2 separate regions of the Homo sapiens genome follow, and region 1 is linked to region 2. Evidence: read pairs that join two places in POLR2A ChIA-PET (ENCODE). Cell type or tissue: B cell. All regions are shown on one strand. Each heading gives the region's core, and the rest is flanking DNA. Links, peaks and the distances in the headings are about the cores only.

Region 1 (4,385 bases), core at 122-4,121, 92 kb before region 2:
TAATTCTGCAAACAAGAGTATTTCATAATTGATGTTTCTGACATGACTATATATACATATATATATTTTTTGACACGGAGTCTCACTCTGTCGCCCAGGCTGAAGTGCAATGGCACAATCTCGGCTCACTGCAATCTCCACCTCCCAGGTTCAAGCGATTCTCCTGCCTCAGCCACCCCAGTAGCTGGGACTACAGGCGCGTGCCACCACGCCCAGTTAATTTTTAGTATTTTTAGTACAAGCGGAGTTTCACCGTTTTAGCCATGACGGTCTTGATTGCCTGACCTCATGATCCGCTGGTCTCAGCCTCTCAAAGAGCTGGGATTACAGCCGTGAGCCACCGTGCCTGGCCCTGACATGACAATATTTATTATTTTGTTTCTGGTATAGAAACGCCACCACATGTCTACGTGACAACCCTCTAAGACAGATATTATGGGCAGATGAACTACCTAAGGCTTTGATTAAAATATGAGACTTAGCTGGGTGCAGTGGCTCACACCTGTAATCCCAGCACTTTGGGAGGCTGAAGCAGGCGGATCACCTGAGGTCAGGAGTTCGAGACCAGCCTGACCAACATGGAGAAACCCCATCTCTACTAAAAATACAAAATTAGCTGGGCGTGGTGGCATATGCCTGTAATCCCAGCTACTCTGGAGGCTGAGGCAGGAGAATCGCTTAAACCTGGGAGGTTGCGGTGAGCCAAGATCGCGCCATTGCACTCCAGCCTGGGCAACAAGAGCAAAACTCCATCTGGAAAAAAAAAAAAAAAGGGCCAGGCGTGGGGGCTACACCTGTAATCCCAGCACTTTGAGAGGTCGAGGTGGGCGGATCACGAGGTCAGGAGATCGAGACCATCCTGGCTAACATGGTGAAACCCCGTCTCTACTAAAAATACAAAAAATTAGCCAGGTGTGGTGGCGTGCACCTGTAGTCCCAGCTACTCGGGAGGCCGAGGCAGGAGAATGGGGTGAATCCAGGAGGCAGAGCTTGTAGTGAGCCAAGATCGTGCCACTGCACTCCATCCTGGGTGACAGAGTAAGACTCTGTCTCAAAAAAAAAAAAACAAAATGAGACTTGTTCTAGGTCATTTGGTTGAAACATGACACGGCTAGATGTCTGAGTGAAAATCAAAAGACTAAGTTTTTTCACATTCTTCACACTACACCAGGGTAAACACACTATTTACTGAAAAATGTAGGTATTTCTCACCTGTCCATCCACTAAAACAGTGCCTATTATTATTATTATATTATTATTATTATTTTGAGATGGAGTTTCACTCTTGTTGCCCAGGCTGGAGTGCAATGGTGTGATCTCAGCTCACTGCAACCTCTGCCTCCTGGGTTCAAGCCATTCTCCTGCCTCAGCCTCCCGAGTAGCTGGGATTACAGGCATGCGCCACCATGCCTGGCTAATTTTGTATTTATAGTAGAGACAGGGTTTCTTCATGTTGGTCAGGCTGGTCTTGAACTCCCGACCTCAGGTGATCTGCCCTCCTCAGTCTCCCAAAGTGGTGGGATTACAGGCGTGAGCCACCGTGCCTGGCTTTTTTTTTTTTTTTTTTTTTTTTTGAGACAGAGTCTAGCTCTATCACCAAGCTGGAGTGCAGTGGCGCAATCTCAGCTTACTGAAACCTCCACCTCCCAGGTTCAAGCTATTCTCCTGCCTCAGCCTCCCAAGTAGGTGGGACTACAGGCACACACCACCACGCCCAGCTAATTTTTTGTTTTGTATTTTTAGTAGAGACGGGGTTTTACCATGTTCGCCAGGATGGTCTCAATCTCTTGACCTCACGATCCGCCCGCCTTGGCCTTCCGAAGTGCTGGGATTACAGGTGTGAGACACTGTGCCCGGCCTATTATTTTTTTTAGAAACAGGGCCTTGCTCTGTTGCCCAGGTTGGAATGCAATAACACAACTGAAGTTTACTGTAGCCTCCAAACTCCTGGGCTCAAGTGATCCTCTGCTGCCTGCCTCAGCCTCCTGGGTAACTGGGATTATTAAGCACACACCACCATGCCTGGCTCCCAATTATCTTTTGAATTCAGATGTGAATTCTGAACCTCCATGATAGTAGAAATGGGTAAGGTAAAAGGGTACAACTGAACCAGTATATGATAAGGAGCTAAAAGATGGAAAGAAAGGGCAAGAAAGTCCTCTCCTCTGGGCTAAACACACCTGGGGGCAGCCCAAGGTTTCACTGGTAACAGCAACTCAAGAAAGACCATGGCTGGAAAAGTAGTATTCCCAAGCGCTGGGACTAGGATGCTGGATTCCAAGGAGAAGCTGATTCAGATTCATTCTTCCCAGATAATGTTAGTTACACTCCTGGGAAATCCAGGTATTAGCAATTCATCAACATTTTAGATACCTCATGGAGGGAGCAGAATCCCAAAGTAAGAAATACCACTGTACCTTGGGCCTCCAGTTTCTTTAGGGGGCGGTTGTCTGTCTTGTTCAATAGCTCAGTGATTTTGACCTTAGGTGGCCGACCTCGACCCCGTTTCACCTTGGGGACTTCCTTAGTCTTAGCCTTCTCAGTGTTTCGAGGTCGACCCCGTTTGCCAGTAATTGCCTGAATCCTCGACGGGATCTCCTCTGCTGAGAGCTGCACCCACTGCAAGCCCTAAGGTAGCAAGGGAGACTGTTACAGTAGTAAGGAATCAGTGCAGGCCACGAGGCCCTCGGAACCATTCAATGCCCCAGAACCTTCAAACCCCACGAGAGGAAGCTGCAGCTTGTCCACCAACTCTTCCTCAGGGACAAAAGCATATTTAACCCTTGGGTCTGCACCTCTGGCGTGTCTCTTTCTTCAAAGAAATCTCCAACAGGCATACGGGGACTGAAGCTGAAGTGCTCTCGGCGGACACTGTGTACCACGTTGCGGCTCAGGTACTAAGAGGAAGAAGTAAAGTAACATTAATAAAGTTGGATCCTACCATGTCTTTGGCCAGCAAAGGCATAAGCAGAACAGGCCCAGAGCAGACAATGCCAGCCTGTTGTCACTGAGCCCAAGAACGGAGTCTTGGGCAGTGGAAAGGAGTCCACTGAGCCCAAGAAAGCAGTCCTTTAAAAAAAGCTACATTACCTTGATCACTTCTGGAAATTGCTTCATCCTCTTCCCACAGGGGCCATAATACCAGGTCTCCCCCTGCCATCGGTGGCTGCCCTTCTTGATGCGCACCTCTCTCCGCCACCTGCCAGAGAAGCACATGGGCCCTGCCGCCAGGTCACACCCCTACCCACTCCCATGCCACCTAAGCGCGAAGCCCTCTGAGCAGATGGCCCTCCCCACATTTGTATCTCTAGAACTGCATGCAGATGCAAAAGCACCAAGAGAGATAAGCTTGGCTAGAAGGCTGACTTGAGCTCCAGCAAATACATCAAGGCCCTTAGGAGAAAAGCACTACACCAAACTGCACAAGCTCAGAGAGATCTCCATCCCTCCTTTACAAAATCAGTGAGATAAGCTGCCAGAAACCCCTCCCTGAGCCATTCAGGGCAGTTACTGGATTTCCAGTAAAGAGGATAAAGACCTAAGGGGAATAAAGACAGAAGACAAAGGGCAGGGAGGCAAGCAGAAAAATAAATTTGCTGCTGATTCCATGAAAAGACTCAATATGCCAGGGTTTAGTTAGGAACTCTGTGTTCTGAGCAGAACACAAAGTTAGTCAGAGTTAGTTCTAAGACTAACTCTAATCTTTCTCTCAAAATTTTAAGCAGTACTCAGACTTGGTGACCACAAGTAGCCTTGAGGGGCAGGGGTGGGGAAGATCCAGGAAGGCAGTTATTTCCACAAGGCCCTGGTGTCAGCTAGTTTGTTCATTTTGGTCATGTACTGTTCCTGCCCTTACCTCTCCTAAGAGCATTAAAACAACAAAACCACCTCAATTCATTAGTACTAAGTCACTCCTCATTCATTACTATCCCTTGTCCACAGAAATAGGACAAGCCAGCTGGTTTGGATGTGAGCCCTAGGGTTTGGAAAAGATAATAGCTGGAGCTCCTTGGGCAAAATTGAGTCACTACAAGATGAAAAAAGAATAGGTGATGGAAGACAGACCTTGAGAGAAGAAGGAAAACCTAGGAATCTCATGCCAAGAAACATTATCACTGCAGATAACTGTCCTGTAATCTACTCTTGTCTGGCCCATTCCTCCCCCACCTCAGAGGAAAAGAGGCATTCCCTTCTTTCTAGAGTTGTGCATTAAACTTGTCAAGGTCAATAAATGTAGCAAACTAGAGCATTTACCCATGTTGGAGGGGAAGACGAACTTCTTCTGGGGTAGCAATACGTCTCCTCATGACATCACCTTGGGAGGAAGGGATACCCAAGTTAAGAGTTCAAGCAAAATATTTAAACAATAGGCCAATAGGGAAAGG
Region 2 (4,385 bases), core at 211-4,210:
GAATTTGGACACATCCATATGGTAAAGTGAAAGCAAGTTTATTAGGAAATAAAGAAATAAAAGAATGGCTACTTCATAGCCAGAGCAGCCCCGAGGGCTACTGGTTGACTACTTTTATGATTATTTATTGATTATATGCTAAATAAGGGGTGGATTATTTATGAGCTTTCTGGGAAAGGCATGGCAATTCCCTGAACTGAAGGCTCCTCCCCTTTTTAGACTTATTGGGTAACTTCCTGACTTTGCCATGACATCTGTAAACCTTCATGGTGCTGGTGGGTGTGTCTTTTGGCATGCTAATGAATTATAAGCATATATAATGAACAGTGAGGATGACGAGGGGGTCATTTTTCATCACCATCTTCGTTTTGGTGGTTTTTGGCCAGCTTCTTTACCACATGCTGGTTTTATCAGCAAAGTCTTTGTGACCTGTACCTTGGGCCAACCTCCTATTTCATCCTGTGACATAGAATGCCTGACATCCTGGCAATGCAGCCCAGGAGGTCTAAGCCTCATTTTACCCTGCTCCTATTCAAGATGGAGTTGCTCTGTTTCAAAGGCCTCTGACAGAAGTTTTTGACATAGTTGACCAGCCATTCCTTTTTCTTAAAAAGGCTGTCTTCTGTTTCTTTGTTATTTATTTTTTGAGACAGGGTCTCACTCTGTCACCCAGGATGGAGTGCAGTGGTGCCATCTTGGCTCACTGCAACCTCCACCTCATGGGTTCAAGCGATTCTCCTGCCTGAACCTCCCAAGTAGCTGTGAGTACAGGTGCGCACCGCCACACCTGGCTAATTTTTGTATTTTTAGTAGAGACAGGGTTTCATCATCTTGGCCAAGTTGGTCTCGAACTCCTGGCCTAAGGTGATCCACCTGCCTCGGCCTCCCAAAGTGCTGGGATTACAGAGGTGAGCCACGGCACCCGGCCTTATTTATTTTATCTTTTTGAGACAGGGTTTCACTCTGTCACCTGGGCTGGAGTGCAGTGGCACGATTTCTGCTCACCATAGCCTTGACCTCTGGGCTTGAGTGATCCTCCCGCCCCAGCCTCCCAAGTAGGTGGGACTACAGGCGGGCGCCATCACACCTGGCTAATTTTTTTTTTGAAAAGGAGTTTCGCTCTTGTTGCCCAGGCTGGAGTTCAATGGCCGATCTCGGCTCACTGCAACCTCCGCCTCCCGGGTTCAAGTGATTCTCCTGCCTCAGCCTCCGGAGTAGCTGGGATTACAGGGGCGCACCACCACGCTTGGTAAATCAAGGTCAAAAATTATTCTTTTTTTTTTTTTTTTTTTTGAGATGGAGTCTCGCTGTATTGCCCAGGCTGGAGTGCAGTGGCGCCATCTTGGCTCACTGCAAGCTCCGCCTCCCGGGTTCACGCCATTCTCCTGCCTCAGCCTCCTGAGTAGCTGGGACTACAGGCACCTGCCACCACGCCCGGCTAATTTTTTGTATTTTTAGTAGAGACGGGGTTTCACTGTGTTAGCCAGGATGGTCTGGATCTCCTGACCTCGTGATCCGCCTGCCTCGGCCTCCCAAAGTGCTGGGATTACAGGCGTGAGCCACTGCCCCCCGCCTTTTGTTTTTTTTTTTTTTTTTGAGAGGGAGTTTTGCTTTGTCGCCCAGGCGGGTGTGCAATGACGCGATCTCGGCTTGCTGCAACCTCTGCCTCCCGGCTTCAAGCGATTCTCTTGCCTCAGCCTTCAGAGTAGCTGAGATTACAGGTGCCTGACACCAGGCTCGGCTAATTTTTGTTTTTTTAGTAGAGACAAGGATTCACCATATTGGCCAGGCTGGTCTCAAGCTCCTGACCTCAAGTGATCCGCCCGCCTCAGCCTCCAAAAGTGCTGCTATTACAGGCATGAGCCACCGCGCCGGCCCCAAGTGACTCTCATGGGCTGGAGACACAGGCTATTATGAATTGCTAACCACAGTCTCTTAGTCTCCCTTTTAAATAACAAAAGAGGAAATTTCTTCACTTCCTGACACAACTCTCCATCATACAGTTGGCCAAGAGCAGTTAGAAACTTTCATCCTTAATTTGTGTCCTTTGGGAGTTGCTGCTTTCTTAGAGTCATTAAATGCATGTAGGCAGTGTCTGCTTCATTAAGCCAGATTTATACCAAATGAAAAGGCAGAGAAAGATCTAATTTAATGAATATTTCTTTTTTTTTTTTTTGAGACGGAGTTTCACTCGTCACCCAAGCTGGAGTGTAATTCGTGGTCTCCGGTCACTGCAACCTCCGCCTCCTGGGTTCAAGCGATTCTCCAGCCTCAGCCTTCCAGCCTCAGCCTCCCAAGTAGCTGGGATTACAGGTGCCCGCCACCACACCCAGCTAATATTTGTATTTTTAGTAGAGACAGGGGTTTCACCATGTTGGGCAGGCTGGTCTCGAACCCCTGACCTCAGGTGATCCACCCTCCTTGGCATCCCAAAGTACTGGGATTGTAGGCATGAGCCATCGCACCGGGTCTTAATTAAGATTTCTAAGAACTAGATCAACAAATCAGTGGGACTGTAAAGGCAATTCTTGGGACACAGGTCAGGAAACTCTGTGCTTAATTCAGAAATCAAAAATCCAGCAATCTCACTTCTGGGTGTTAGAACTGTAGAAAATAAAATTTTAGACCGGGCACGGTGGCTCACGCCTGTCATCCCAGGCCGAGGCGGGTGGATCACGAGGTCAGGAGATCGAGACCATCCTGGCCAACATGGTGAAACCCCGTCTTTACTAAAAATACAAAAATTAGCCTGGTGTGGTGGCGTGCGCCTGTAGTCCCAGCTACTCCGGAGGCTGAGACAAGAGAATCACTTGAACCCGAGAGGCAGAGGTTGTGGTGAGCCGAGATTGGGCCATTGAACTCCAGGCTTGGCAACAAGAGCGAAACTCTGTCTAAATAAATAAATAAATAAATAAAAATATAAAATTTTAAGCCCCCCAACTGACTGAATGGATCCCCATTTGGCCAAGAGGACCCCCAAACTCCTGAAAAAGTAGTTCAGGCAATGTGGGGAATGGGAGGCATTGAATATGCCTCATTATACTCTCTTCCCTTTGGAGTTCTGGCACAACTGACCAGCATTAACATTAAAACAGAGATCTTGGCTGGGCACTATGGCTCATGCTTGTAATCCCAGCACTTTGGGAGGCCGAGTCAGGTGGATCACCTGAGGTCAGGAGTTCGAGACCAGCCTGGCCAACATGATGAAACCCCGTCTCTACTAAAAATACAAAAAAATACAAAAAAATAAAATAAAAATTAGCTGGGTGTGGTAGTGCATGTCTGTAATCCCAGCTACTTGGGAGGCTGAGACAGAAGAATCGCTTGAATCTGGGAGGCGGAGGTTGCAGTGAACAGAGATCACACTACCGCACGCCAGCCTGGGCAACAAGAGCGAAACTCCGTCTCAGAAAAACAGAAACAACAACAACAAAAAGAGTTCGAGACTAGCCTGGCCAACATAGCAAAACCCCGTCTCTACTAAAAATACAAATGTTAGCGGGCTGTGGTGGCGTGTGTCTGTAATCCCAGCTACTCAGGAGGCTGAGGCAGGAGAATTGCTTGAACCAGGGAGATGGAGGTTGCAGTGAGTCAAGATCCTGCCACTGCACTCCAGCCCAAGGGACAGAGTGAGAGTCTGTCTCAAAAAAATAAAATAAATAAAATGAATAAAATAAAACAAGAGATTTTAAGACTGACAAACGAGGCGGGGTGCGGTGGCTCAAGCCTGTAATCCTAGCTCTTTGGGAGGTCAAGGCAGGCCGATCAGGGGTTTGAGACCAGCCTGGCCAACATGGTGAAACCCTGTCTCTACTAAAAATACAAAAATCAGCTGGGCGTGGTAGTGCACACCTGTAATCCCCGCTACTCAGGAGACTGAGGCAGGAGAATCTCTTGAACCCGGGCGACCCAGGTTGCTGTGAGCTGAAATCGAACCACTGCACTTTAGCCTGGGCAACAGAGTGAGACTCTCTCAAAAAAAAAAGGGGCGGGGGGAAGGACAAAAGAGACTAGCAAAATTCCAACATGATGCTAGTATAACATCACATAAAAGATAAAAAAAAGGAAATCAAAATATTTTACCCCAAAATATGTTTCTTTGCTATATTTTGAAATGGTGGGCACAGTGGCTCTTGCCTGTAATCCCAGTACTGGGAGGCAGAGGCAGGAGTATTGCTTGAAGTCAGGAGTTAGAGACCAGCCTGAGCAACAAAGACAGACTCTGTCTCTATAAAAATAATTAAATTAAATATAAATAAATAGGCCAGGTGCGGTGGCTCACGCCTGTAATCCCACCACTTTGGGAGGCCGAGGCGGGCAGATCACGAGGTCAGGAGATCGAGACCATCCTTGCTAACACGGTGAAACCCCGTCTCTACTAAAAA

Evidence for each region. Peaks named below come from ENCODE experiments on the same cell type or tissue, not always from the same donor. Only the 100,000 strongest peaks of a DNase experiment are listed, where the experiment ranks them.
Region 1: POLR2A ChIA-PET joins it to region 2 with 5 read pairs; 12 of 35 experiments call an interaction of 5 or more read pairs at or near these places.

The regions. Positions count from the first base shown.
Region 1 is chr12:56,607,319-56,611,703 of GRCh38, forward strand. It overlaps BAZ2A (bromodomain adjacent to zinc finger domain 2A), which reads right to left. Exons shown (of 29, transcript NM_001300905.2): 7 at 4,255-4,315; 8 at 3,091-3,199; 9 at 2,796-2,897; 10 at 2,418-2,628. Among named protein-coding and RNA genes, the nearest start is that of BAZ2A, 21 kb to the right of the region's middle. In B cell, for the core only: no CTCF peak of the experiment used is centred there; no DNase peak of the experiment used is centred there.
Region 2 is chr12:56,698,989-56,703,373 of GRCh38, forward strand. No RefSeq gene overlaps it. Among named protein-coding and RNA genes, the nearest start is that of PTGES3, 13 kb to the left of the region's middle. RefSeq lists silencers at 1,767-1,921, 1,870-1,929. In B cell, for the core only: no CTCF peak of the experiment used is centred there; a DNase peak (open chromatin) is centred at 1,783; H3K4me3 peaks cover 576 bases.